Linked DNA regions of Homo sapiens: region 2 is linked to region 1. A link is a loop called in an ENCODE intact Hi-C map of the cell type or tissue named here. Cell type or tissue: PC-9. All regions are shown on one strand. Links, peaks and the distances in the headings refer to the core of each region. The heading gives the core; the rest is flanking DNA. Region 1 overlaps LOC105369165 (a long non-coding RNA gene). Region 2 overlaps LOC105369165 (a long non-coding RNA gene).

Region 1 (16,122 bases), core at 10,911-14,910:
GTCCTGGGATAACCGGCTAGGTATATCCAGAAAAATGAAACTGGACCCCTAGCTTTCACCATATACAAAAATTAAGTTGGATTCGATTTAAATGTAAGATCTCAAACTATAAGAATCCTACAAGAAAGCTTAGGAAACCCCATTCTGGACATCAGCCTTGAGAAAGAATTTATGACTAAGTGCTCAAAAGCAATTGCAACAAAAACAAAGTTTGACAAGTGGGACCTAATTAAACCAAACAGCCTCTGCAGAGCAGAAGAATCTGTCAACAGAGTAAACAGATAACCTACAGAGTGGGAGGAAATATTCACAAACTATGCATCCAGCAAATGTCTAATATGCAGAATTTATAAGGAACTTAAACAATTCAACACTTAAAAACCAAATAACTGCATAGAAAGTGGGCAAAAGATATGAACAGACACTTCTCAAAAGATGACACACAGGCAGCCAATGAACATATGAAAACGTGCTCAACATCACTAATCATCACAAAACAAGAATCAGCCACAATGAGATACCATCTCACACTAGTCAGAATGGCTGTTTTTAAAAACTCAAAAAACAACATACAAGTCTGCAGAGAAAAGGGAATGTTTATACGCTGTTGATGGAAATGTAAATTAGTTCAGCCACTGTGAAAAGCAGTGTGTGTGTGTGTGTGTGTGTATGTATACTATTTAGATACTAAGAAACTGTTAAATATTAGAAACTGTTAAACTTTTTACCAAAGTGACGGTGCAGTTTTGCATTCCTGCCAGCAGTGTATGATAACTCCACCTACTTTACATCCTCATCAATACACAGTATCGTCAGACTTTAATTTTAATTTTAGTTATTTTAATAAGTGTGCAGTAGTATCTCATTGTGGTTTTAATTTCCATTTACCTGATGACTGATGATGTTGAGCCTCTTTCTGTATATCTTAGTTTAATAACTTTTTGTTCAAATCTTCTCATTGTTGGGTTGGTTGTATTCTTACAATTAAATTGTAAGATTTCTTTATGCAGTTTGGATACAAGTCATCTGTCAAATATATGTAGTGTGTTTTGTTTATTCTTTAGCTTTTCATTTTTTAACTGAGTTTTGTTTTTGGATGAAGTCTGATTTATTATGTTTTTCTTTTTAATCTGTACTTTTCTAAGTCCTACTTTGGAAATTTGAGCCTATCCCAGCATCACAAAAATTTTCTGCCATATTTTCATCTAGACATTTTCTAGTTTAACCTATAGTTTTAGGACTATGATGCACATCAAGCTATTTTTTGTGTGAGATAGAATATAAGAATCAAGGTTTACTTTTTTCAAAGTGGATATATAATTTTTCCATTACTACATGTTAATATTCTTTCCCCATTGAATAACCTTACACCTTTGTTCAAAATCAATTATCATATGTGTATGAGTGTATTTTTGAACTCTATTCCATTCCATTCCTCTCTGGACATTGCTATGCCAATACCATATTGTCTTGAATATTATAGCTTCATACTAAGCCTTGAAATCAATTACAGTCAGCTCTCCATATCTTTGGGCTCCAAAGCTTTGGATTCACCAAATGTGGATCAAAAATACTTGAAAAAAATTGTGTACACTGAACATGTACTGACTTTTTTCTTATTATTTTCTAAACAATACAGTATAACAACTATTTACATAGCATTTACATTGTATTAGGTATTATAAGTAATCTAGAGATGATTTAAAATATATGGGAAGATGTACATACGTTATATGCAATTACTGTGCCATTTTATAAGAAGTACTTGAGCATCTACTGATTTTGGTATTCATGGGAGGTCCTAGAACCAATTTCCCATGGATACCAAGAGGCAACTGTAGCATAAGTTCCCTAATTTTGTCCTATTTTTTGATAACTATTTTAGTTATTCTAGATCTTTTCATTTCCATACAAATATTAGAATCAACATATAAATTTCTTGTTAAAAAGTCTCCTGGGATTTTTTTAGGAGTGGGAGGGATTGCATTAAATCTATAAATCAACTTGGGAAAAAAATTCAATTTTAACAATATTGATTCTTCAGTTCAATGGAGATGATATATCTCTATTTATGTTTTCTTTAATATATTTTAGCCAGGCTTTACAATTTTCAATGTACCCATACTTTAAAAACCTGCTGTATATCAAATGCATTTCTAAGATAACTATATCGGCTATAGTTTTTTAGTTGTCAAACAAATGAAATAATTATATTTTCTGTCTTTTAGGTAGCAAACTTACTGTGAAATCCTGAGTCATAGGGGCTGAATATACCAAATGTATTTCTAGGTATCACTGCTGATAAGGTTCCACTTGGAAGAGGATGTGGTATTTGAACTCATAAATGTTGGATTAATATTTATTTAATGTACACTCACTGAGTGCCTAGTATACATTAAGCATTATTTTAGATGCTGAAGTTATAGCAGTAAACTAAAACAAAATTCCTCTTTTTATGAAGTTTGAGTTTTGAACTTTTACAAGGGTGGTAAATCATTGATATGTAAAGTTGGTTATATAGCCGGGTAATAACAATTTAAAGCAAAAGGGGTGTGCAAGATCAAATAATTAAAATGTGAAACAAAAGGATACTCTGAATATAATATTTATTAATGGAGAAGAGACTTTAAAATCATGTCATATAAATATTATAAGCTTTATATAGAGTTATATATTAACATTTTTCAAAATCTGAAATAGAGAGGATGGATGACTCTAAAACATCAATTATTTCTTAATAGTAGTCTTGAGGGAAAACATTGTTAGTGTATTAATTTAAAACCTATCCAGCAATATTAGTCATTAAAATGTTCACAATTATACAGACCTGACGTTTAAACATGTGGAATTAAATGTACTGGAAATTATAAAGTGATTCACCCAGGGTTCAGCCTTAGATTTTAAAAGTATGTCATCATAATTCAACTAATATTATTTTGTTAGAGTTATATCTAATTTATCCTGAACCACTAAATATGTAATTAATGAGAGTGAGAGTGTTTCTGGCTATGGTGGTTTGTAATAAAATGTGCTAGAAAATATAAAACTGAATAGCATATTTGACATTAGAACTAGGGAAAAGCAGCAGAATACTGGTTTCGTCATACTATCCTTAATATCAGAAATTTTCAGGAGGGAAACCCTAATGTTGCTAAAATTATCTACCTAAAATTAGTTCTCCATTCATAATTTTCAACATAGATTTAATATTTTATAAGTGATGCTTTGAAATTCATTTAGGAATATGAACTATTTTTAATGAATATGCATTACTTAGTATATGTAATTTGCTAATTCCATTACATAAATTATTTCATCTAATCCTATTAGTAACCTTATAAGGTAGGTACTACCATCACTCCATTTCATAGATAGGAAACTAAAGTTTAGGGAGGCTAATATATATTCATGGTTTCACAGCAAGTGAGAGAGAGAGAGAGAGAGAGAGAGAGAGAGCGCGCATGCGCACGCTAGTATTTGGACTCAGGCACAATTAGCTTTAAAGCTCCTGTTCTTCAACACTGCACAACTCTAATCAACAATTAGTCTGTTGCATAGTGAATTAACAATAGTAGAGGCTATGTAATTTGTTCCTTTAAAAATGAACGTCTCATAAGTAAGCCCTAAAATGTATATCTTTACCAGTAGCTTTGCTAAAGGAGTTGAAGGAAATAATATAGAATGTCACACAGAATGTAGTTGGCTGGTTATCTTAACTGCTTCTCTTAAAGATCTAGGAATTACTTTCATGTTGTTATCCATTTAGAAGGGAATACTTCTGAGTATCTCTTATGGAACTGAGTTTTAATATTTTTGGTTAATTTATAAAATACAGAACTATGAGTTCAAGTTAGTTGTAAAAACACAAGGATAAAATGAAGCTGACAAATCTCCGTATAATTGTTGCTACTGTACTTGCAGAAAAATAATGCTATCAGTGCTTTGCATGAGAAAAATAAAATTAAGAATATATAAATATACTGCTTTAAGGAAGTTAAATGATAAACACAACATTAAAACACAATAAAAGTAAAGACATATAATTAAAAGCTTGAGGTCAAATTAATAGGAAATTTAGAAGAAATTTTATTTAGCCTTAAAATAATACCGTGTAGGCTGAGCACGGTGGCTCACGCCTGTAATCCCAGCACTTTGGGAGGCCGAGGCAAGGAGATAACGAGGTCAGGAGTTCAAGACCAGCCTGGCCAACGTGGTGAAACCCCGTCACTACTAAAAATACAAAAATTAGCCCGGTGTGGTGACAAGCGCCTGTAATTCCAGCTACTCGGGAGGCTGAGGCAGGAGAATCGCTTGAAACCAAAAGGCGGAGGTTGCAGTGAGCCGAGATCAGGCCATTGTACTCCAGCCTGGGCAACAAGAGCGAAACTCCATCTCTAATAATAATAATAATAATAATGTGGAAAGGTTTATTAATATAAAAAACAGAAATATTGGTTTGAAAATTATTACATCTGGGAATAATGAAAGTGCTTGTTTCTGTTTTGTTGAGAATACAAAAAATGAAATTAAATGAATACGAAGAATGAAAGTGCTTGTTGCCATTTTGTTAAATAGAAATGTTTTTAAATTTGAGGGAAACGATTGATGAAAAATGGGGAAATGTGTCAAAGTTTAGATTCAATGTAATATATTCAGGGAAGGATCTTATGAATACTTTTATTGCTCAAACAAGATTTATATAGGGCTGGAATAGACTAGTGCAGATCCATCAAGAGTACATTATCAGTAGAGGATACTTTTGAACACGGCATAGATTAGGAAAGGACACGCAGAAAGTTAAAGAAGAAGATATTCAGATGAATAACAGGAGAGGAGATTTATGTGGTAACTTCCATATAAAGTGGAAGTTGTGACTTTGAAGTGCCTTTAAAAACAGAAAGATAGCAAGTCATTTGTTTTTCATATTCATTTAAAGTAACAGAATCAAAAGCCTGGGATTAGGAAATAGTGGAGGAGTGAGCTACTGTTCCATGTACGCAGGGAGGATGAGTGCAAAGGGAGGTAGGTGCAGATTTATGCATAATGCATCATCAGTGCTCCATGCTAGACTGCTGAACTACACTTGCTAATTAACTAGACATGGAGTTTTAGAGGCCAAGGTAAACATGGATATTTTGCATATCTGTGTCCTGAACAATAGAAAACCAACACAGTCTCAGCAAGATAGAAGACTAAATCAGTTTCTTGGAGCTCATGGAAGAAATTAGTATAACCATTTTCTTCTAGTTGTGATGAGTCCAACATTTGGCTTGGAAAGACACTTAAGCTGTATCCATTTACTTTTGATACTGAGATCTCATCCAGACAAAGTATCTGTCTGGAAGGCAGCAGTATAGCTGGCAGAAGTTTGGAGTTCTCAGTAGCAGTGAGGGAGCCCATCTGTAGGTCAGAGTCCATGGTGATTTTATGATGAAATAATTTAATCAGAACAATTCAAAATTCATTTCAAATCTGAAGTGTAGTAGCTGGGGATTTAGGTTTACATACCGAAGAAATAGAAGCTTTTTTTGTAAAACAAATTATTTTATTCTGGTAAGAGCACAACCTGAGATCTACCTTCTTAACAAATTTTAAGTGTACAATATAGTATTGTTTAAGTATAATCTCGTAGAGCAGATCTCTTGCTTAACTTAAACTTTACGCTTCTTGATCAGTAGGTCCCCATTCCCCTTCCACCTGTGCTCCAGCAGCCACTCTTTGATTCTCTGAATTTGAATATTTTAGATACCTCCTTTGTCTTTCTATGACTGGCTTATTTCATTTAGGATAATATCCTCAAGGTTCATGCATGTCATCACATACTGCAGTATTTCCTTGTTTTTAAGGCTGAATAATATTCCATTGCATGTATATACCACATTTTCTTTATTCATCTGTCAAAGGACATTTAGGTTGTTTTTACATCTTGGCTATTGTGAATAGTGCTTCAGTGACCGTGGGAGTGCTAATATCTCTTTGAGATTCTGATTTGAATTTCACTGGATACTTAGAATTGAGATTGCTGGAAACTTCTTTTCTAAAGTTGAATGACTATTTTGAGCACCCTTTCTCAGAGCCCTTTGCCAATTCCTGTGTAGTGCAAAACTCCAGCAGGTAAACCCCACATATAGACATTGTTATGAAAAGTGTCTCCCAGAGCTGCACAATACCCTGTCATTCAGTCAGGATGAAAACAAAACAACAAACCAAAACAAATCTCAGCCACTCTAACTCTACACCCCTTTCCCTCTAAGGCTGTCTCTAAATGCTAGGGAATGGCAGGGGACAGCCATCTAATTTTTTTTGTGGTTTTTTGTTTGTTTGTTTTTTTTTTTTTTTGGAGATGGAGTCTCGCTCTGTCACCGAGGCTGGAATGCAGTGGCGTGATCTCGACTCACTGCAACCTCCACCTCCCAGGTTCAAGCAATTCTGCCTCAGCCTTCTGAGTAGCTGAGACTACAGGTGCACACTGCCATGCCTGGCTCATTTTTTGTATATTAGTAGAGGCGGGGTTTCACCATGTTGCCTGGGCTGGTCTCGAACCCCTGAGCTCAGGCAATCCACCCGCCTTGCCCTCCCAAAGTGCTGGGATTACAGGCGTGAGTCACTGAGCCCGGCTGGACTCATCTGATTTTTTAATGTAGTTTGCTCATGCTCACATCTCTGAAATATTATCTGATGGTTCTTTGCTCAATGATCCTTGCAAGTCTGGCATGTGATAAATACTGTGAGGGGAGCTGTGTAAGACCCCCTGCTGGAGGCAGGAATGGAATTAGAGCCCATAACTGGTTGATAAACTTTTCTCATATTAGGCCTCTCAAGGTTTTTTTCCTAAAGGTTTTACCTTTACATGACTAGTCACATTTTTTTAAGTTTATTTATTTATTTATATATTTATTTTTGTACTCTGGCAGTAGCATTTGGCAGCACCTGCTGGTAAATTAAGTGGTAGTTGACAGTGTGACACCTGAAGTACTCATCTTTTATGTTAATCTTTTCCTGGTTCAATAATGTTATAATTTTATAAAATTGTGCTATAATCTAGTGTTCACTCTGAGCTGAAGCTTAATGTAGAAATAACTGATTTTGAGCTCATACATTGTTTAAAACCATAATTATAATTATTATTTAGTAGTATTGCATTTCTGTTTGTTCTGTTAATCTGTACTCCTATCTACCTACTTACCTATTTCTATGCAATTAAAATTTCTACTTGAATTTATTTTTTTCTGTATTATAACCTAAGAACAATATTAAAGGGTGACAATCTCCACTTCTGTAACTTGCTGGTAAGTAACTATCACCTTGGGCAAGTCATTTAACCTTTCTGGATCTCATTTCCTTATCTAAAAAATTATGTTGAAGCAAATAATTTCTAAAAATTCTCTTAAAATGTGTGATTCTGAGAATTTATGATTCTAAGGTATCAAAAGCCACCACCCATTAATATGTTATACTTGGATATAGACAATTATTAGTACACAGAAAATTGCTCAGTTACCGGCCCCAAAGAACTTGTATTCCACTGGGAAGGGTATGGTCATCATACTTGAAAGCATCGTAGTAACTACAGTATTATGTGGGGACAGAAAAAGTGACTAAATCAAGTACCTCTTGCTCAGCAGCCCAAATCAGAACTCCAATAAATGACAGCAAAGTTGAAATAGGCAGCTTGGTTTGGGGGTAGGATCTGTATTCCAGTGCTAAATAAAAAGCAACAACAAAATTAAAATGAAAACTGTAAAATTTATAAAGAAGAATGTAAGGAATCTTAGGAAATGATTTTGTAGAAATAGGAGAGCAACTAAGTCTTATAGGGGCCTATGTCAGTGCTAAGGAATTTGTTAAAACAACTAAAAGCTGGGAGTCATTGAAATGTTTTAGTGAAGAGAGTGACCTAGATCCAAGTTTTAGGCTAACTGTACTGGTGGTGGTGAGGATGCCTCTGAGAAGGCAAGACCAGTCACAGCAAAGGGAGGAGACAGATTTTGTCTGTGGCAGTAGAGAGGGAGGATCATGAGGAGATCTAACTGTGAGCAGCTGGAAAGAGGATATCTGGGACTCCATGGGGGAAAAGCAAGCAAGACATTCTGAAATTCTTTAGGTCTGATTTCCTCATCTCCTCAACCAGATCATACCCAACTTGAGATGGGGGCCATGATGTCTATTTCTTTTTTATCCTCTATTAACTTCTAGTAGATGCTGACTTCATAGTTAGTGCTTAGTAAACATTTTTCATTTATTTTGACCAATTACACCAAAATAAGACAGTCCATTTTGTGTTGCCGTAAAAGAATATCTGAGACTAGGTAATTTATAAAGGAAAGAGGCTTATATGTAGCCCATGATTTGAAGGCTGAGAAGCTCAAGGGCATGTCCCCAGCTTCTGGTGAGCTCTTTCATGCTGCTCATATGATGGAGAAGGTGAAAGGGGAATTGGAGGTACAGGAAGAGATGGAAACCTGAGGGATGTCCTGGCTTTATAACACCCCACTGCCTCGAAAACGAATCCAGTCTCACAAAAGTGAGAACTCACTACTGTGAAAACAGCACCAAGCCATGCATGAGGGATGCACCCTATAACCCAAACACCTCCCACCAGGCTCCATCTCCCAACACCACCACAATTGGGGATCAAATTTCAACATGAGTTTTGGTGGGGACAAATAAACCATAGAAGCAATATTCTGACCTGCTGATGTTTTGTATGCCTGTGTTCTGCCAATGTATTCTGGAGGGTTCCTGACACAGTGTCAGCAATTACTGGGGGCTTTTTGAAATCCAGCCCTCTTTATTATATCAATAAAACTGACTTGATAATAGCTATTGATGTCAATAAAGTTTAAATGTTTTACCACAGTCATTATGTCATTGGGATGCTAATTGACATTAATACCAGACCCAATTTATGACTAATTTTTATTGCTATTTTATGAACTCCACATAGGCAAGGAAAGGCCTGTTCTCCACAAAGGCAAAAAAAAAAAAAATACTGCACATAACTTTTCTGTTCCCTCTATATCAGTATGAAAAATAATAGTTACATCTATTCACAGTTGTTCAAAGTTGACATTTCATTGTAAATGTATGAAACTGTGACAGAAATTTTTATATACATAGTATCTCTGATCCACTGACATAGACCAATGCAATAGTTCCCAAACTCACAGGCCCATTAAAGTAGTAAAGTTCATGAAATAGTCTCATTAGTTCAGAAAGTCTAATAAATAGGATTGATATATTTACTCAAAATAATGCAACAGTGTCTATTGAGCCATATTTCTTGTTTGGGCTAAAATTATGCATCAATGCAATATGGTGGCATTCTTTATCTCATGTTTATTTTTGATGAACAGTTTATACACACGCAGACACATACGCAAATAGAACACTGTTATTTACTATATGCCATTTGGTAATCAAATCCTTGAAAACAGGAAATCCAAGGCACATAAATAGTAAAAAGAATCCTTGGAAGTAAACAAAAATTAGAATTTCAGACACACATAGCATAATTCAGTCTCTATGAATTCATGCCTAATCAGAAAATAAGAAGATGCAGAATATTTATCAATAAATACTTTGTAAGCATCACTATGTTCATGCACTGTTTTGGAGCTCATGATACATCAGCAGAATGGAAGCAAATCCTTCTGGTGGTGCTTACATTCTAGTGAGAATGATATACAATACTGACAAAGGCAATTTATTGGATTGTGCTGGATATGGGAGTTGAGAAATATTGATGATCTGAGGAGGAGGCGGTATCTCAATGATCATATTTAAAAAGGCTATAGAAATTGGAGCACATTAGAGATTCTAGGTGGGTGTCATGGGTGCCAGGTTTCCTAATTTAGTAATTTTCTGCAAAGCCAGTTTCCTTTTCTATCAATATATATTTTTTGACATGAAGACTCTTTGCAAGGCAGGGCATTTCTCATTTCCAAAGAACTATATCATTTCTCTGGTGAATGAGGTTATTTTGTGGGTGGCCTATTTTATGTCTCTTCTCTTCCACCTAAGTGTAATTGTACTGTGTGCTATTTATTGATTAGTTGTACTGTGAAAGGGACAGAAACTATTACATATTGATAACCTGTGTGGGGGTTTATTCATTAAGCTATAGGCTCTTGATTCTTTTAGGAACAAATATCAAGCAAAAGTTCCTTTGGAAATTTTGTCTCTAGAATCTACTCCTTTCAAAGAAAACAAAGACACAATCTGTAGGCAATTTATGGCTCCTTCATAAAAGCACTACAGCATCTAAACTCCCATAGCATCTGGCAGCTGGCTGCATTTTATTTTATTTGGACGAGTAACAATATATTTTAAAACTTAATACCATTTAAATGCTTATAAAGGTGCTGGAATATTTGTTAGAGAGTGGTCACAGTATTATATATTTTTAAAAATCAGGGTTATATTGAAAGATGATCTTGATAATGCTATCTAAAAAATGCATTTTATAGAGAAATTTGACCAGCATGATTCAGATTGCATGTCTACATGAAATAAATTTATCATCCTCTTATTAAATTATCCTCACTCATTACCTCCATAGACATAACTTTAAAGCAAATGGGGCTAATTGCATGCATAGGGCATTAATATTTAATCGCCCTAGTATTTCATTATCTAAGGATGTTTATGTATCTTTTTGTGCTTTTAGAATTTCTTTCAGAAAACCACTAATATAAAGAGGAAGCATTACAAAGTATTATACATTATTAACATTTGAGTTTGGACATGATCAAAAATAGGCTGAAACTATTTAGATAGCTCTGTGATATTCCATTGTTCATTAGTGTGCATGTAGTTAACTTTGAGTGCTTTTTACATGCAAATGTTTCACGCATGTAATAGGTTCAATAATTTTCAACAGACTGTGGAAGCATGGTTTAATTATAAAACAATTTAATTCAAAAATTGAAATGGCTGAAAGAGATAGGAGATGTCTTAGCCTACTTAGCTCAGTGAGTAATTCATGTCATAGGTGGAGCAAAATGTATTCCTTATTTTCCCAGAGGGCTGGGGTTATGAAACTGCTCTGGCTAGACTTCTCTCCCACCAGTGGTTTTAGGAGACCAGATTATACTTTTAGGGTTCTTTGCAGGAAGGCTGAGGAAAGAACCAAAGCAATGATGGAATGCCTTGAGACCTGTGACCCAATGCCTCTTCTGTAATATCTGAGTCTTTAGTAAACTTCATTAAAGTGACAAGATGCTTGACTTACAATTTTTTCTGGAGATAACTGTTGCTGAAACCAGATGGCAAGAGCAGAGACAATGAAAGATTGGTGAAGTAACCATGCGTGAATAGAAAGTAGAAGCCCCAGGTTGTGATAGTACAATTTGGATTAAGTTCAACAGTAGTTGGCTTCACTTTACAGGGCTTCTGTTATATTGAGCAGCAACCACTTTTATTCTTCCTACCTATGGCTCTCTTCTCACCTCTGTAACTTAAGTTTATCATTTATTTTCAATTCTCATCAGTTATTCTGCTTTCATAAAAGTGAGACTTCCAGCAGATATCCAAAATTAAATTTCTTGTTGCTATTCTATGATGATTCTGTGCTGATTTTTCATTTAACAAAACTGAGCGCATCTCTTCTATTTCACCATTTTGTAGCACGTTCATTAATAATTACTCTAATAATAAACTTCACATTTTGCCATCATTCTACTTTGACTTAGTAAGAAGTGTAACATTCTGCCTCTTTACCAACAATGCAGCCATAAAAAAGAGCATCAACATGAGATAACTTATCCACGTACACACCAATGCACATCTTTGCTAGGTGAGTTTCTCCCTCTAATATGAAAAAAGTAAAGAGAAAGAAAAGCCTAAGGATGTAATTAACGTCAATTTTGCATGTCTTATCTATAATTAAATTTTTTTTAAATCTGTTAATGTGTGCAAAGTTAAGAGAGTAGATTTGTAGCACTTTGAAGAATATGTCCAACGGCTTTGGGTTTAGAAGACAGTAGCATAATCAGAAACTTGCCAGGTTCTATTTAATCTCAGGGCCTGCGAATCTAGCCAGGCATATTTAGCTCACTTTTCCGGATCGCTATAGACAGGCACACAATAGAAGGGCAAGAATGGTTCTGGTGTCCATCAGTACATGGTACATTACACTCTCAGGAAGTCCGTACCTATTTTCCTCATTTTTTTTTTTAAGAGGGTAATTTCTCTTTCCATTTAAAGTCTCTTCTGTCAGCATTTATTCTTGCAAGAAATACCATCTTTAATGATTCTGTGGTCAATTCCTGTTTCTGCCTATAGGGTGATATGAGTAGTAATTTCTCTCACTAACAAGTTGTCTTTCTTAACTAGGGTTTCAATGACAAATTACCATAGAATGGGTGGCTTAAACACCAGACATTTATTTCTCACAGTTTTGGAGACTAGGAAGCCCAAGATCAATGCATCAGCAGACTCAGTCTGTTGAGCGCCGTCTTCCTGGTTTATAGACAGCCACCTTCTTGATGTATCTTCACATGGTGGAGAGAAAGAGCTCTTATCTCTTTACGTTCTTACAAGGGCGTTAATCCCATCATGGGTAACTCCATCCTCATGACCTCATCTGAACTTAATTACCCTCCACAGGCTCCATCTCACAATAACAAAACAAGTTTTATCTTCATAGGGTACTCTGCTACATTTAATACTGCCATTTAATCACATTGAATATGTCTAATTAAATGGATATAAAGAGATAAAAGACAGATTGAGTTAAAGAGACCAGTGCTCTCGGATTATGTGGTACTTGGCCAAAATTAAATTCTGGTTTCATCTTTGGCTACACAGCCCTTTTTGGGTTTTCTGGGCTGCTTCTCCTTTGTTATCTTGAATAACCGAGGTCCCCAGTCTTGAGTTTAAAAAAGGATACTTTTTAATGCCTAAGGGCTTTGAGGCCAAATACATTTGTTTTGGTGAGAAACATTTCTGGGAGGATCTGGGAGGAATGTGGCAGCAAAGAGCAAATACTAATTTGGGGCATAGCCAGCTCAGAAAAAGGGAAGGAGCAGAGATGAGGAAATCCTGGAGCATTTGAGGAATCCAGAGGCCAAATTCCTAAACTGGATATCAGCAGAAATGAACCTGATTACTTTAGGAGTCTTGATCTCCCTGCTCTCTCTCTCCTTCCCTTTTTTCCTTTCTCCCTCTCTTCCAGCCATCTCTCATAGACCTACTTCAAATATTTATTGAGCAATGCTTTGATGCTGGACTTTAAGTCATGGGCATACAAGGTGACACTGACCTTGAGGAATGAACTCATATCTGTGATAAAAATCATGAGGGGTGAGTACAGAGTGCTTGAAAGGCATGTGAAAAAGGGCACACCTCAAGATTAGGAGCCAGTAAAACCTGAGACAGAGGGACAGAACATGGTTTTAGGGTGGTTTTAAGTGGTTCGTGAAACAGTCAATATAACTAGAATCCAGATTAATTGGTTGTATGTGTCAGGAAGTGGCGGAGGAGGAGCAGTGCAATGAAGGGGTACATTACAGGGTATGGCTTAGAGACCCAAAGTTGAGAAATAATTAGGGACCAGTCATAAAGCTCTTTTAAAATATAATAATTTGGACATTATCTTGAGGACATTAGGGACCTGCTGAAGAGTTTTAATCAAGAAATGACATGATTAGATTTGGGTTTTCAAAAGATCACTTTGGCTGCCACATAGAGAAAGGATCGGGAGGAAATGAAATTTATCTATTATTCATTAAGGTATTGAAATTCGTTGGAAAGCATTTTCACAGACAAGCCATCTCTTCATTTACCCAACAGATTTAAAAGAGAGATTTAAACCTTTTGTTTTATGACTTAGAAAAGCCATGTTTAAAACAAATAAAAATGAAAGAAAAAAGCAGCCATGTTTGTGCATGTATGATGCTTACTTTTCAGATTTGAAAAGTAGTTTTCTAACACTTTTTCCCCACAGATCTCCAGGTACATGTACTTTCTATCACTAAAGCAACATTATAATTCTGTACAGATTTTTTTTTAAAGAAAAGCAACAGTAACAAAAAACAGAAAAAACAAAAACCCACTGAAAAAACCATTAAGAATAACCGACATGGCCCTTTGCTCAATGTTGTCTGAAATGAAAATGTGTCCTTATGAAGGCTTGTGAAAGTTATTTCCCAAGGCTTGAGTGATACCTCTTATTTTAGAGTCATCCTTAGTTGATGAAGACCAAACGCCAGTCTGTCTAACACTGAACTCTGAGCCACAGCAGAGAGCTCTCCAACTGATAATGGTGATTTGGTCTTTATCATAGGGCCATTACTTCTTGCTTCAAGGTCTTTATGAACAGTAGAGTGGTAAGAGCAACCACAAGGGATTGACATTATGAGTTTTCAATTTGGAACTTTTCTCTTCCCAAGACAAGTCACAGAGATGGCATTTGGCTCTGCTTCCTCAGGGAACTGTTCACAGCACAGAATTATCACACAATTTAACACAGCTGGCAGTCTGGGCTCAAGAGGAAACAGAAAGATTGGAAAGGATAAACAGCAGGTAGGTCGAACATAGGCTAAGAAAGGGACGTGGAGGATAAAGAATCTCATTATAAGTTTAGAGATATTTTAAATATCTAGAGGTTTCTTTTCACACTCAGACAAATTCTGTTAAAAATGCAAAGTAGTATTTGATTATTAATCTTCCTATGACCGTATTTAATGTGGGCTTCTAAAAGCTTTTCTAACTTACTACTTCTTTTCATTTTTACATTTTCTTGGAGATTAATAGTAGAATATATGACTGTCATTTGGCACCTGAGGAAACTGAGGTGCAGGAATATCAAGTAGCTTACCAAAGGTCAAATAATTAACAACAGGGCAAGGATAAGACTCCAGTTCTATTTTCTAATCCTAGCCTATTTTTACTTAGTGGTGGTCAAAGCATATTTGGATGTATTCATTAAGTTCTGCAAAGAATAAAAACGAAGAATCAGTCCATAATGTCTGCGGTTTGATTATTTAAGCATCACTCCCAATCACCTTTCTGAAGAGTGAGCAAGTATTAGTAAAGGTGAAGAAAATAATAGAATAAGAAAAGATTTGATTGAAGAGTCTTATTATCAGCATCTTTTCTTGATTTTCTCCCTGTCACCACTCCTATTTATTTCTTTGCTTTAAGAAGTGAAGAGAGAAGATTGAAAATAATAGACATGGAAATCTCAGAAACATTTATTTATTTTTTATTTTTGTGGGTACATAGTAGGTGTATATATTTATGGATTACGTGACATATTTTGATACAACATGCTGTGTGTAATTATCATATCATGAAAAATGGGGTATCCATCCCCTCAAGCATTTATCCTTTGTGTTATAAACAATTCAATTATATTGTTTTAGTTAGCTTAAAATGTGCAATTAAGTTATTTTGACTACAGTCACCCTCTTATGCTATCAAGTACTAGGTACTATTCATTCTTTCTAACTATTTTATATACCCATTAACCATACCCATCTCCCCCAAACCCTCCACTACCTTTCCAAGCCTCTGATAACCATCCTTCTACTCTCTACCTCCATGTGTTCAATTGTTTTGAGTTTTACATCCCAGAGATAAGTGAGAATATGCGATGTCTGTCTTTCTGTGACTGGCTTATTTCACTTAACTTAATGACCTCCAGTTCCATCCACATTGTTGCAGATCACAGGATATAATTATTTTTTATGGCTGAATGGTACTCCATTGTGTATAAGTACCATATTTTCCTTATCCATTTATCTGTTGGTAAGCACTTAGGTTGCTTCTGAATATTGGCTATTGTGAACAGTGCTGCAATAAACATGGGAATGCAGATATCTCTTTGTTATACTGATTTCCCTTCTTTTTGGTATATACCCAGCAGTGGGAGTGCTGTATCATATGGTAGCTCTATTTTTTTTTTTTTTTTTTTTTTTTTTTTTTTTTTTTTTTGGTTGAGACAGAATCTTGCTCAGTTGCCCAGGCTGGAGTGCAGTGGTACGATCTCGGCTCACTGCAACCTCTGCCTCCCAGGCCCAAACCATTCTGCCTCAGCCTCCCAAGTAGCTAGGATTACAGATGCCTGCCACCACGCCTGGCTAATTTTTGTATTTTTAGTAGAAATGGAGTTTCACC
Region 2 (16,122 bases), core at 7,603-11,602, 100 kb before region 1:
TCTCGCTATGTTGCCAGGCTAGAGTGCAGTGGTGCTGTCTCGGCTCACTGCAACCTCTGGCTCCTGGGTTCAAGCAATTCTTCTGCCTCAGCTTCCCGAGTAGCTGGGACTACAGGCGCGTGCCACCATGCCCAGCTAATTTTTGTACTTTTAGTAGAGACAGGGTTTCACCATGTTGGCCAGGATGGTCTCGATCTCTTGAACTCATGATCCAACCCCCTCGGCCTCCCAAAGTGCTGGGATTACAGGCGTGAGCCACCGTGCCCGGCCTTGCCTGTTTCAAAAATGCTAAAATGAGTGGATCTTAAATGTTTTCAACATGCAAAAAATGTTAACTATGTGAGGTGATGGATTTGTTAATTAGCCTGATTTAATCATTCCACATTGTAAATATATATCAAAATGTCACACTTTACCCCATAAATATATACATTTATTATTAATTACAAATAAAAATTTTTAAAAATCCAGCTCTGCTTCTATTAGGGCCAGTTAATGTTCATCTTTGTACCTTAGTTGGTCATCTTTAAAATCAGATGTAAATTCCAAATTTATAAGGTTTTTGTGGATATTACATGAGAAAAAGCAATTATAACGCATAACACAGTTTAGTATATTAGTTTTATTGTTATTAATAAGACCCTGGTAAGGAGTAAGGTATGCTATCAAGAAGAAGGAGCAAATTCATGGAGTGCAGTCTCTTATAAAGGCCGTATTTAGGAAGGGAACATTTTGTTTTGTTTTAGCTAGGAGAATGTAATTATGTGTGTTCCTCACATTAGAGAGATTGAATGGAAGTATGCCTGTTAGTCTGCTTAGATCTCAGTAAGCTTAAATATACTCTGTGTCTGTGTATACAGTGTCCAATGTCTGGCTGAAAGGTGAAAGAATTCAGTTAAAGAACTAGGTGTTTACAAAGCTTAGATGCTGGGATGATCACATAGTGGACTCTTCGACTAACTTTTCCATTTTCATCTGGAGGTGCTGATCATACCTGAAATCCTATCCACACAAAGGTATGATAAAGCATTCATAATTTTGTTGATAAAATTACCTATGTTTCTAAATCTTTGTGTTAACCCAGTTTCTTAATGGGAGAGCACAGATGTTATTTCTTTCAATTTAACCGAGGTTTAGTTGAAAGAAATAACAACTGTGCATTTGCCCCAAGTTTTTTGGTGATATACTTGATGGGCATTTAACCTCTGAGTGTTCTTTTTAGTATCAAGAGCTTTTTGAATTGCCTTTTCCTGTGCTTTCAAAAATTCAAACTAAAATATATAGTTTCTTGACTCATTGGTTGACAGTGTTCATCTTTTGTAAAAATCTCCCAGACTTGCTGGAAGTTCAGGATAACTCAAATTAACTTTATCCATTGAAAATTCCCTCTAGAGATATAATTTCACCGAAATAAAATGACAAATCTCATGCCATCAATAAATCAGAGGTGGAAAGAACCAAGTACATTATTACATCCGTTCAAGTAGCAAGAGAGAAATGTACCTGGCAGTACATTATTTTGGTATGTAATTTATCTCATACCAACATTTGGAAAAACTTCCAGTGCTCCTGCTAAATTGTCATCTGTCACGGTGACTTTTTTTTATTTTTATTTTTAGGATTTCTCTAAAGTGAGTAGTGTGAATGTATAAATTAGTCAATCTGATTGATACATGCAGAGTGAAATGGAAGGAGCACTGAGGCAGAGACAACAGAGCTGAAAGGAGAAAGCCATGTTTTAGATCCTACAGCCTGTATTCAGCTCTGTACTGCCATTTAGTAGCTGTTTGAACATAAAGTGCTGAACATGTAATAGGCACTCAATTCATGTTACTCCTGATACTTAGTTATCTAGTATTTCAGTGAAATTGATCAAAACCTTTTTTATACCTTATATCTATAAAAAGGTATATCATACATATACCCACTGTATATGTAAGCACTCAATTCATGTTATTCCTGATACTTAGTTATCTAGTATTTCAGTGAAATTGATCAAAACCTTCTTTTTATACCCTATATCTATAAAAAGGTATGTCATACATATACCCACTGTATACATGTGATATGTACACATATCATTTAGTTTAAGGTTTATAGCAGGGTAACTTATTGGAAGTGTTGATAAAATTACCTTCTAAATAACTTATAGTAGTATTAAGATATTATCTTTTTTATGAACTTTAATAATCCTTCCAAAATATGCGTAAGTGCTGAGTCCTGATTCCTTTCTGTTTTTTTTTTTTTTTTTTTTTTTTTTTTTGCTGTAGGTATGCTTTTTTCTTTTTATCTAGCTGATACAGATTTATGAGAGCAATAACTATTATTCTACTTTTTTCTTTTTAATATCATCCATAACACCTCTGGCACAATACGGAAAACACACAGTACTTAGAGTTGTTGGGTAAAAGCACTTTTATGTAAGAAACGAGTCTAATATAAAACTTTAAAAATATCCGGGAAGCACCATGATCCATTAGTTGACCTGAACACTTTCTTTTGTTAACCTACTTTCTATCTTTGAGCTACAAATCTACTCCCCACCCCAACCCTTCTGCCAGAATGAATTTGAGATTGCTTTATAATCATCACGTTCCCCTGTAGCTGAGCCTAGAACTTAAGGCACCTACTCATTCCAAACTAGGCTTTCGCAAGACTCCTTCCACTTTAGTTTCAGAGGAATTCTCTCACACTGCAAGAAGATGCACAAGCCATTTTCAAGTCAGATATCTCAGAAGGAAAGTCACTAATCTCTCCTTCCATCCTCCCACTTCCCATTAAAGACAATTTTATTTTGCTGGCTTCATGTGCCTTTCTTACTAGCCTCCTGTCATTTTTAGGGTTTTCTGGTTTCCACATGCTTTGTTAGGTTCTTGAAAATGAATGAAATATGCTGACTGCCTTTAAGTCACCAATAGCCTCTTTGGCTTATTCCTCCCTCCAAGCTTTTGCTTATGCTGTGTGCCCTCTTTTGAATGACTTCTTTTTCTCCTGTTAGTTTTCTGGCTTACAATATCTCTCTCCAAACACAGCTTTGAGAAATCATGATCTCGCTTTGAGATATTTTTGATTTCTCTCCACCCACAACTTTGAGATATCACTGATCTCAGGTAGTCACTGTATACCATATATGTATATCCAAAAGTATATATCTGGCTTCTTATTTGTTATTGAGTTTCAGAATGATGGATGCAACTTCCTATTCCCACTTCCATCTTCATGCATCTCAAAATTAAATTGTCCAAAGATAGACCATTGATGCTATCTCCTTCAAACTTGCTCTTCCATAGGTCTCCGCATCTTAGTAAATAGCTTTTTCTTTTCTGTTGTCTAGGTGAAAATCCTTGGAGTCTATCTTAACTTTTATTGTTGTATCAATTATTTAATTTTGTCTTTACTTTCAAACCACTGGTACCACCCTAATCTGAACCACTGCTGTGTTAATTTTATTGTTTCATCACAAATTACTACTAAACTTGTAGCTTAAAACTACATACATGTATTATCTCACAGTTTTGTAGGTCAGAAGTCTGAGCATAGCTTTACTAGATTGTCTGTTTCACAATTTCACTTCTTTGGGTTTCAGCACAGGAATTGGCTTTGGCGGTAGCAGTCTTTTCCGAGGCTGGACAGGGGGAAGATTTTCTTTAAAGTACACTCAGGTTGTTCAGTTACTGCTGAAGGCTGTCCTCAGCAATTGAGGCCTCCTGTTGATTCTTGCTACAAGGGCTCTTATGACATGGCTATTTCCTGCAAGGCAGCTCACTTCTTCAAGACTAGTGAGGGGCTATGTCCCCAGGGGCTCTGCTAGCGAGATGAATCTTATATATATGGTAATGTAATTACAGTAGTGATCTCCTATCACCTTTGCCATACAATTGAATCTCATTATGGGATAATATCTTTCTCACCTTTGTGATATTTTCTTGGTTAGAAGCAAATCCCAGGGTTTTACACTCAAGGGGGGGAGATTAAACAAAACTGTAAACACCAGGAGTCAAGAATCATTGAGAGTCATTTTAGGGATTGTCTGCCACAATTGTCATCTCTTGCTTGGATTTTTGAAATAGTCTCCTGACTTTTATTTCTGCTTCTTTCCTCTTCTACCCTCATTCAACAGCTAGAATAATCTTTTTAAAAAAATTAAGCCACGTAACATCCTGAGCTGAAAACCTTCAATGGCTTTTCATTTCAATCACAGTAAAAGCCCTTGTCTTTACAAGGTCGTACAAGATCTGAACTTTTACCCCTCTGATCTTATCTTCAGAGGGAACTGGCTATTCACTGTCTGGAGTGTTCTTTTTTAGTTATCCATATGTATGACTCTCTTACCTCTTTCAAGTCTTTGCTTAAACATTACCTTCTCAGTGAGGGCTTACTAGAACCCCTACCCTCCATTTAGAATTCTGACCTCTTCCTCCTCTCCCTCACTCAGCTATTCCTTTTCTTGCTTTATTTTTCTCCTTAGCACCTGTCACCATTTAACAGCATATATAACTTTATTTTAAATTTTTCTTTTGCCCACTGCTCCCACTCGAACATAAAATTCACAGAACATGGCTCCATGAGAGCTATTTTATTCCCTGTTATATCTCTACCACCTAGGTAATACCTTTCACAGGGTAGACACACAATAAATATGTGTTGAATAAATGAATGAATACATCTCAGGCTTCAATTCCTTGATACAGACTTCTTGTTACTCAAACCTATGGAATTATTTCACATCATGAAAATTCTATTGAAACCAGCCCTGTTCCAATTTTCCTTTTATCTTCCAACTACATTTATATAGATAGATAGATATACATATATATGTAGTTGTATTTCTTTAATCATTTGGGGACTCTTAAGAGTAACAATAGCTCTGACTTTAGGATGAGTTATGTTGATTTTCAGTAATTATTTGTTGATTGATTTTAGATACTCCTACATTAAGGACTGGTTGAGTGATATTTTATGCAAATACATAAACTTCTTTGTAGAAGAATATTTGGTTATCACATGAAAAAACTGAACTACCTCACATAAAAAGAATATCATAAAATACTGAATTAAACTACCTCAATCTTGGCTTCAAGTGGTTTACTTAGGACTCCAGTGGGCCTTGTTGGCTGATCAAGAGTTCTTGCTACTATATGGCAGTTAAGGAATCAAATAATGGCTCTAGGTTTGCTCTTAAAAATCTTAGAACAATACATGATGGAAGCTTTGATGCGTCTTTTGCAGAAAAAAATGTTCTTTATTTTTAAAATTTCTTCATTTAAATGTAATTGTTTTACAATAAACTTCACATATTTAGTGTACAATTTTACCATTTTTGGCATATGTATACATCCATGAAATCTTTACCACAATCAAGATGGTAAACATATCCATAACCCCCGCAAAGTTCCCGTAAGTCCCTTGGTAATCCCTCCCTTCAGCCCCTCTTCAATGTCCCTCTGTCACCTGGCTTCTCAGAAACCACTGATCTGCTTTCTGTTACTATAGATTAGCTTGCATTATTTGGGGGCTTTTATAAATAGATTCACAAAGTATATACTCTTCTGTCTGGCTTCATTTACTCAGCAAAATTATTTTGAGATTCATCCATGTGGTTGTGTGCATCTACCTCATTTGATTACTGTGTGATACTTCATTGTATTGATACCCCACAGTTTGTTTTTTCCATTCATTTTGTAACAGCAGGTAGCTAATCAGGCATGAGTGGGGCAGGAGAGGTCTCCCTCTGACCCACCAAGAATGTCAGGAGACCATCAGGTGATGGTCTGGCTGTTGTCACACTAAAATGTTAATTGGTTGCAGCTGGAGCCAGGGAGTCCCCGGCAATTTTGCAAACACTTGAAATTGGTCATTGATGGCTTCCAATAAAATCTCAGGAATTTGGTAAGTGGGCATGAGCACGCACTTTAAGAGACAAAATGGTGGTGTATGACCTTCCACTGGAAAAGGGAAAAATGCCTCAGATGAGCATGGGTACAATTCCAGTAAACACACTGCACATGCTCACCCACCAAGCACAAGGAAGGCACTGCGCATGCAGGTGGTCCACCCTAATGGAATAATGAAGGGAAAGGGGCACAAGAGGCCGGAAGTAAGTCAGCATATTACATCCTAGGATCAAGGTTAAATGGGACACTTGACCTCCAAAGTGCCCACTCGGATTTCTTCCAAGTGTACTTTTCTTTCTTTCCTGCTCTAAAGCTTTTTAAGAAATTTCCATTTCTGCTCCGAAACTTGCTTTAGTCTCTTTTTCTACCTTACACCCGTCAGTCAATTTATTTTTTTTCAGAGGCACAAACTGAGGTTTCTGCAGACCTGTACGGATTCTCCACCAGTAACTCAGATATTCGCTACCTCTGACTTGTTGATGCACATTTGGGTTGTTTCCAGGTTTTTGGCTTTTGAAAAGTCTTACATTTATTTATGTAGTTGTGTCCAAATCTTTCTGTAGACAAAAATTAAACTGTTTTCCAAAGTGATTGTACCATTGTATATTCCTACCAATGTATGAGAGTTCTGGATACTCCACATCTTCTTTGACGCTTGATATTGTTGGTCTTTTAAAATTTAGACATTATGAAAGGTGTAAAGTGGTAGCTCATTATGATTTTAATTTATATTTTCCTAATTACTAATGATGTTGAACATCTTTTTATGTACCTTTTTGATATCTTTATATCTTCTTTGGTGAAATGTTTTTTCAAATATTTTACACACTTTTTTAAATTGAGATTTTTTTATCATATTGAATTTTGAGAGTTGTTTGTATATTCTGGATACAAGTCCTTTATAAGATACATGTTTTGCAAATATTTCTTCCAGTATGAAACTGTCTTTTTCTTTTCTTAACAGTGTCTTTTGAAGAGCGGAAGTTTTCATTTTGATGAGGTCCAATTTATCACTTAATTTTTGTTTTTGAATTAAATTTTTGGTATTGTATCAGCACAGTATTTTTCATTTTAATGTCACTGGGTAAATTAAGAATATTTGATTTCTTTAAGATATACTTTAACATAAAATATACAAATCAACAATTAAACTATAGCCCAGTTAGTTTTTATGTGCCTTTGACTTCTAAGTAAATCTTATTCAGCTTGATTAATATATTGTGGTCCGAATTTTAAGCAGTGTATCTTTTATACTCCTAGGTATTTCCCTAGGCCAGGGTTTCTCAACCTTGGCACATTTAGGGCCAGTTAACTCTTTATCATGGGGGCTGTCTTGTGCATTGTAGGATATTTAGAAGCATCCTTGGCCTCTCTCCACTAGAGTCCAGTAGAATCTTCCAATTATGCTGATCAAAAATGTCTCCAGACATTGCCAAATGACCCCTGTAGGACAACCTGGTTAGAAACCACTCTTTTAGTCTATTGCACTGGTGGTCTTGATTCTGGTTCTGACTGCCCTAGGCTGTCTGCTTTGATGCTTAGAGCATATGATAAAGCCAGAAAAACAATGTTCCTACTTTCTTCCTTTGACAACCAATGATATCAAGAGATAGATAGATGCCCCCTCCTACTTCCCCAGCACATGTCTATATAAATGGACCTCCAAACTACACATGAAATTATTTCTTCAATTGGATTCCTTTTCCATTCTCTACTTTAGTAAGTTCGAATACAGGAAATACATGTGAGTCATTTTCTTGTGGTGGACCCAAAGAATGTTAGGTATCACATTACTCATAATCCTGAAGATGGCAATTTTCTACCTGACAAAAGTTACCTACTTCTCTTGCTTTCCATTAGCAGATACATTTTATTTCATACTAATTTGGGTATGACTTTTTCTAATTGTTTGCTTCAGACAAAGTATATTGACTGTCATTTAAAGTAACTCCTCAATGTCAGCATTTAAAAATACGTATTTTTAAAATAAACAGAAATAATGCAGAAAATTTAGAGGGCAAGTGGAGGCAGGAAAATACTTATCTAATAATCACCATCACAGATATCATTTATTGTTATTCCTTTAAATTTATGATATCCAATGCAAATAATTTTTTAACTGTCTACTTTCTATTTCAGACTATTCATTTGTTTTAGAACATAACAGTATTTTAAAAGATTTTTATTTCTTCTTTACTGGAGTTCCCTTGGAGAATATTGGGAGTCTCTTCTCATATGATAAGGAGTATCTCTAATATTCTACTAGTTTCAGAAAGCAGTTGAACTCCTGTGCTACCTCATACAAATATAGGATATGAATTTCATTATTTTTCTTTTGGGAATGCAGATTTACAAGCAATAGAGGGTAGAGTTTGCAAATAAGACAAATGCCAAAGGTGGAAGGAAATCTCTTGAAAGGAGTCTGCATGAAATTGATAACTAAGACTGAAATCCCCTTCTGACTAATAAGCCCTATTAAATGAGTGTTAGTGCAGTTAACGAAGCTCCAAAAGGAAGAGACGTTGGATGAAACTCATCTTGTTTTCAAAATTTGCCCTAGATATTTTGATGTCAGTATTACCAGAGCTACTGTGTGCAGTAGTGACTCAAATAGTGGTAGTCAGGCCCTTCTGAAATTACAAATTTGGTGACTAACCATTTATTTTCAGGGCCGGGAAGCAAGTGAATGGTGCTATTAAGTTTTTAGGTCACCAACAGGCATCACATTATTTTACCGGCAGAACCAATTGTAATTCACCCAAATTACAAGGCAAGTTGCCGGAAGAAGTCATTTTATTGCAACATCATGCTGAATGTGGGATGGCATTTTTCAACTCAGACTGAGAAGTTAGAAGAATGGTGATTAAATGCTGAGAGTCATGAGAATGTGGTCTGATTCCACAAATGCAGACTTCAGAATGAAGGTTTCTATCATCACCCCTTTCACTGACCAGGTTTTCTTTTCTCCCTTGGGGCAGAAGGGTATTATTTATTTCTTTTTTTTCTATTTTCTTTTTTTCCATATTCAATGTACCAAGGAATGGAAATTATTTGGCCTTAATTTTTTCCCTTTCTTTTTGTCTGTTTACTCCCCCTTCTCCCTTTCTGTACTTCTCTCTGCACAGTTGTTCTTCTTTTCCTTAGACCTTCCTCACATGGTTTCCTTCATTGTCACATTTGCAGTTTGTGATAAAGACACTAGGAATGCAAGATTCTGCTACTGTTTTGAGGAATTAGCCACCTGTATCCCACAAGTGCCACTGACTGTTTCTCTGTTTAGTTGCTCTGCACTGTTCTTTCAAACTGGATTTCGTAATTGCCAGAGCTAGTTGTGGTTAGGTCCCAGAAATCCCATATCACAAATGTGAAATCATTAGTCACATGCTGCCATGAAAAGCCAGAACCAAATGTTTCTGGCTATCTGCATGTTAATTCTCAATTCTTATTTAGGAAACAGAGATAGACCTTATTTTTTGAATAACTGGGTTGAATGGCTCAGTATGGCATGTTTCATTCCCCAAACATTCGTTTACTTGGTATAAGCCAGTATGCTAATTTATTTCAGTGGACTTGTATAGAATAAAAAATGAAAAGGTGCCTGTTTGTGTGACTAAATGAAGGCAATGCAATGTAGTGTAGCTGGTAGAGGCCTGGGCTCCTCTTAGCTTTGTGACCCTAAGCGTTTGATTGAATCTCCCCAGGGCTCATTTTTCTCATAGATGATAGAAATAAGAGCTCCTACATTGCAGGTTAAGATTAAATGAGATGATGCATATAAGACAGACTGTATACTCTGCACAGTTCTATAATCAAGACTGTGTCTATTTTTGGCACTGTCATTTGTCATTATGGTACATTATTTAACCTTTTAATGACTATGGTTATTCATCTATAAAATAGGGGTTGTTTTCAAAAATGAATGAGACAATTTATATTAAGCGCTTAGATTTCTGGCACATGTGTGATCATAAACGTTATTGCATTAATAGTGTGACTTTTAAAAAAACTGTAGTATAAATATAACACATACAAAGAAAAATTACATAAACTGATATCTGTAATAAGTGCTCTTTTTACATATGGGTTCTTTGCTTAACATTACATTTATAAGATTCAGCTATGTTTTTACATATAACTATTGTCTTTTCATTCTCAGTACGGTTAGGGTGTTCTATTGAATACATATAATTAAATTAATCAACTATGGATGAACATTTGAACTGAGTGAAACTTTTAGCTGTGAATAATGAATCTTCTATGCAAATCCTTTTGTCTGTCTCTCGGTGCTTGTGAATGAATTTTAGTTGAGTTTATACATAGGAATGGAATTGCTAGGTCATAGAGGATGTCTTCAGCTTTAGCGGATAACACGAAGCTTTATGAGAGTACCCATTTCTCTCTCATCCTTGCTAGCACTTACACTGTCAGTCTTTTTAATTAGATATTTCTGGTGGGTGTATAGTGATGTGTAATTACAGTTTTAATTTGCATTTCTCTGATGAATAATGAGGACAATCAATTTTTAATTTGACTGTTGGCAATTTCGATATATTCTACTATGTGGTGTCTATATTCTGCCTTTGCACTTTTAAAATTAACTCTATGAATTGCAAATACCATTTCTATTCTATGACTTGTTATTCAACTCCCTTGATACATTTTGAGGAAAATAATTTAATGTTCACATAGCCAAAAATATCTGTCTTCACCTTTAATAGCAAGTGCTTCTTGCTTTCTGTTAAAAATCAAAACAGAAATGTTTCCTTTCCCTGTAAACTTAATAATATCCTGTACTCTTCTAAAAGCTTTATCATTTTGGTCTCAAATCCACCTGACATTGGTTTTTTTTTTTTGTATGGTAGAATGGAGGAGTACAGTTACATTTTCTTCTCACAGGGATATCCACTTATCCCAGTATCATGTATTGAAAAGACCACCCTTTCCCATGTCTCCACAATGTCACTTTTGGTATCAATGAAGAGTTCATGTGTGTATGTGTTTGTTTCTAGGATTTTTCTTTTTTCATTGGTTTGTTTTCTCTTATTCTGTCAACCCATACTGTTTAGTAATTGCTACTTTAAAACAAGTACAGCAGGAGCATTGCTTGCACCCAGGAGACGGAGGTTGCAGTGAGCTGAGATTGTGCTACTGGACTCCAGCCTGGGTGACAGAGTGACACTCTGCCTCAAAAAAGAGAAAAAAGTAAAGAATCCAAATAAGCCCTTTTTCTTTATAAACTAACTAGAAAAATGGCATATAGGAGGCAGGACTAACTTGCCTCTCTCTATCAGACAGACAGAACAGTGTGTAGAGACTAATATCATGAACTTTTGCTTCAAGAACCACTGTATGAACATACCGGGAAAACCAAAAGAATTCACAGGCCTTTTGAAAGAAGCGACTTGCTTCTGCAAATTCCGTGAGACAGCTGAAAAACTGAGTCCCCGAAGTGTGAGGGGAAAATGTCCACCTCCAAACACACATCCTCACTGGGGAAACTAAACATCTAGATCATGGGAGAAGGATTTAAACTTACCTTAGAGCTGAAACAAATTTAGAGAGCTGAGTGAAATATAAAAGTAGAAGAAACAGTGGGAAGAGCCCTGTAGGTATTTCTGGTCTCCAGGGAAGCCGAGGCAAGCCATTTCTGACTTTATTTCACAGGGGTCCTTGGGGAGGGCAGCCAGTGGATTTGGGGAAGGGCCACAGGCAGAAGGAGACTTCCAGTGGAACTTTGTAATAATTTCAACTGAGCCTGAATTTTCCTGGGCAGAATCTGGGGGAGCTGGGTGAGGCATGTCACTGCCAGCTTTCCCCACTTCTCTGGCAAACTATGCAAAACAGCATAGGCAGCCACGCTACCTCTTGGAACATAACTCCATTGGCCTGAGAACCAACCTCCCGATCCCTCACAGTGGCCCCAGCAAGCCCCGCCCAAGGAGAGTCTGAGCTCAGACATGCTTAGCCCTGTCCCCACCTGATGGTCTTTCCCTACCCACCCTGGTAGCTAAAGACAGAAAAGATAAACTCGTGGGAGTTCTATGGCCCCACCCATCACCTGAGAAATCTGAATACTTATCTAGGTGACCTTTGGGCAAACTTGTATCCCTCCATATTACCGCAGCTGATTCTCTCTTGAAACTGCCACTTCCTGGCTGGAGGCCAACCAACTAAAGCCATTACAGCAACTCACAACAGAACAACCCTGCTCCAAGAAGGGAGAAAACAACAGCTAATACCACTGCCTGTAACATCCTGGCTGACCAGAAGTCCTGAATCTGTCCCTGTGACAACTTCACTTCTAGCATAAACCAGCATTTGAGAAAACCAGTGCACTAAAGAAACCTACAACCAAGGACTCTAACAGAGTCCACTTCACTACCCTGCTACCTCCACCAGAACAGGTGTTTGTATCCATGGCTGAGAGACCTGAAGATGGATCACATCACAGGACTCTGCAGACACTTTCCATTATAAGCCCAGAGTCTGGTAGCTCTGCTAGATGGCTAGACACAGAAGAGCAATAAAAATCACTGCAGTCCTGCTCTCAGGAAGCCCTATCCCTCGGGGAAGGGGGAAAGCACCACATCAAGGGATCCCCCAGTGAGACAAAGGAATCTGAACGGCAGCTCTTGAGTCCCATATCTTTCCTCTGGCATAATTTACTCAAATGAAAAGGAACCAGAAAAACAGTTCTGGTAATATGACAAATTCTGTAACACCCCCAGAATATCACACTAGCTCACTAGCAATGGATCCAAACCAACAAGAAATCTCTGAATTGCCAGGGAAAGTATTCAGAGGATCGATTATTAAACTACTCAAGGAGGCACCAGGGAAAGGTGAAAACCAACTTAAAGAAATTTAAAAAATAATACAAGATATGGACAAAAAAAATCTCCGGAGAAATAGACACCATAACTAAAAAACAACCACAACTTCTGGAAAAGAAAGACACACTTAGAGGAATGCAAAATACAGTGGAAAATTTCAACAATAGAATTGATCAAGTAGAAGAAAGAACTTTAGAGCTCAAAAATAAAGCTTTCAAATTAAGCCAGTCTGACAAAAAGAAAAAGTAATTTTAAAAAATGAGCAATGCCTCCAGGAAGTTTGCAATTATGTTAAATGACCAAACCTAAGAATAATTGGTGTTCCTGAGGAATAGGAGATATCTAAAAGCCTGGAAATCTTATTTGAGAGAATAATTGAGGAAAACTTCCCTGGCCTTTCTAGAGATCTAGATGTCCAAATACAAGAAGCTCAAAGAACACCCAGGTGATGCTCATCACACAAATATCACCTAGGCACATAGTCATCAGGCTATCTAAAGTCAAGACGAAGGAATCTTAAGAGCTGTGAGGCAAAAGGATCAGATAGCCTATAAGGAAAATGTATTAGAGTAACACCAGCAGAAACCCTACAAGCTAGCAGGGATTGGAGTCCTATCTTTAGCCTCCTTGAATAAAACAATTATCAGCCAAGAATTTTGTATCCAGTGAAACTAAGCTTCATAAATGAAGGAAAGATACAGTCTTTTTCAGACAAACATGCTGAGAGAATTCTCCACTACCAAGCCAGCTCTATAAGAATTGCTAGAAGGAGCTCTAAATATTGAAACAAATCCTCAAAATGAAAACAAAATAGAACCTCCTTAAAACCTAAATTTCACAGGACCTATAACACAATGAAACAAAACAAAACAAGGTATTCAGGCAACAAATAGTACAATGAATAAAATAGTACCTCACATCTCAATATTAACATTGAATGTAAATGGCCTAAATGCTCCACTTAAAAGATACGGAATGGCAGAATGGATAAGAATTTACCAATAAAGTATCTGCTGTCTTCAAGAGACTCATCTGACATTTAGGGACTCATATAAACTTAAGGTAAAGGAGTGGAAGAGATATTCCTTGCAAATGAACACCAAAAGCAAGCTGGAGTAGCTATTTTTACATCAGACAAACAGATTTCAAACAACAGTTAAAAATGACAAAGAGAGACATTATATAAAGATAAAAATACTAGTTCAACAGGAAAATATCACAATCCTAAATACATATGCATGTAACACTGGAGCTCCCAAATTTATAAAACAATTACTACTAGCCCTAAGAAATGAGATAGACAGAAACACAATAATAGTGGGGGACTTCAATACTTCACTGACAGCACTACACAGGTCATCAAGCCAGAAAGCCAACAAAGAATCAATGAACTTGAACTATACCCAAGAGTAAATGGGCTTAACCGATATTTATAGAACATTCTACCCAACAACTGCAGGAGATATATTCTATTCATCAGCACATGGAATATTCTCCAAGACAGACTATATGATAGGCCAAAAACCAAATCTCAATAAATTTAAGGAAATCAAAATTATATCAAGGATTCTCTCAGTCAGTCTACAGTGGAATAAAATTGGAAATCAACTCCAAAAGGAACTCTCAAAACCATGCAAATACATGGAAAATAAATAACTTGCTCCTGAATGATTTTTGGGTCAACAATGAAATGAGGTTAAAAATTTAAAAAATTCTTTGAACAATCATAGTGACAACACCTATCAAAACCACTGGGATATAGCAAAAGCAGTGCTAAGAGGACAGTTCATAAGATTAAATGCCTACATTGAAAAGTCTGAAAGAGCATAAATAGACAATCTGTGGTCAAACCTCAAGGAACTGGAGAAACAAGAACAAAACAAACCCAAACCCAGCAGAAGAAAAGAAATAATCAAGATCAGAGCAGAACTAAATGAAATTGAAACAAAACAATACAAAAGATAAATGAAACAAAAAACAGGTTCTTTGAAAAGATAAACAAAATTGATAGACCATTAGCAACATTAACCAAGAAAGAGAGAAGATCCAAATAAGCTCAATTAGAAATGAAGTGGGAGATATTACAACTGATATTATATAAATGCAAAAGATCACTCAAGGCTACTATGAACACCTTTATGTATACAAACTAGAAAACCTAGAGATGGATAAATTCCTGGAAATACACAACCCTCCTAGATTAAACCAGGAGGACATAGAAACTCTGAACAGACCAATAACAAGTAGCGAGATTGAAATGGCAATAAAAAACAATTGCCAACAACAAAAAAAGTCCAGGACCAGATGGATTCACAGCTGAATTCTATCAGACATTCAAAGAGGAATTGGTACCAATCCTACTGAGACTATTCCAAAAGATAGAGAAAGAGAGAATCCTCCCTAAATCATTCTATGAAGCCAGTATCACCCTAATACCTAAAGCAGGAAAGGACATAACAAAAAAATAAAACTGCAGACCAATATCCCTGATGAACATAGATGCAAAAATCCTCAACAAAATACTAGCTAACTGAATCCAACAGCATATCAAAAAGATAATCCGTCATGATTAAATGGGTTTTATACCAGGGATGCAGGGATAGTTTAACATTTGCAAGTCAGTAAATGTGATACACAACATAAACAGTAGTAAAAACAAAAATCACACAATCATCTCAACAGATGCAGGGAAAGCATTTGACAAAATCCAGCATTGCTTTATGATTAAAATCCTCAGCAAAATCAGCACAGGAGTTACATACCTTAAGGTAATAAAAGCCATCTATGACAAACCCATAGCCAACATATACTGAATGAAGAAAAGTTGAAAGCATTTCCACTGAGAGTCCTAGCCAGAGCAATCAGACAGGAGAAAGAAATAAAGGGCATCTGAACTGGTAAAGAGGAAGTCCAACTGCTGCTGTTTGTCAGTGATATGATCATATACCTAGAAAATCCTAAAGACTTATCCAAAAAGTTCCTAGAACTGATAAATGAATTCAGTAAACTTTCAGGACACAAAGTTAATGCACACAAGTCAGTAGCACTGCTATACACCGACAGCAACCAAGCTGAGAATCAAATTAAGAACTCAACCCCTTTTACAATAGGTGCAAACAAACAAACCAGTAATATACCTAACCAAGGACGTGAAAGACTTCTACAAGGAAAACTACAAAACAGTGCTGAAAGAAATCATAGACGACACAAATGGTAACACATCCAATGCTTAGGGATGGGTAGAATCAATATTGTGAAAATGACCATACTGTCAAAAGCAATCTGCAAATTCAATGTAATGCCTATCAAAATAGCACTGTCATTCTTCACAGAATGAAAAAAGCAATCCTAAAAAAAGAGCCCACATAGCCAAAGCAAGACTAAACAAAAAGAAC

The links. Peaks named below come from ENCODE experiments on the same cell type or tissue, not always from the same donor. Only the 100,000 strongest peaks of a DNase experiment are listed, where the experiment ranks them.
Region 2: it touches region 1 in a loop (6-fold over the local background); 1 of 110 quality-filtered maps calls a loop at or near these places.

Annotation. Positions count from the first base shown.
Region 1 is chr2:53,025,382-53,041,503 of GRCh38, reverse strand. The region is part of intron 1 of LOC105369165 (a long non-coding RNA gene); the gene reads left to right. Among named protein-coding and RNA genes, the nearest start is that of MIR4431, 330 kb to the right of the region's middle. In PC-9, for the core only: no CTCF peak of the experiment used is centred there; no DNase peak of the experiment used is centred there.
Region 2 is chr2:53,123,136-53,139,257 of GRCh38, reverse strand. The region is part of intron 1 of LOC105369165 (a long non-coding RNA gene); the gene reads left to right. Among named protein-coding and RNA genes, the nearest start is that of MIR4431, 430 kb to the right of the region's middle. In PC-9, for the core only: no CTCF peak of the experiment used is centred there; DNase peaks (open chromatin) are centred at 7,657 and 9,167; H3K27ac peaks cover 763 bases.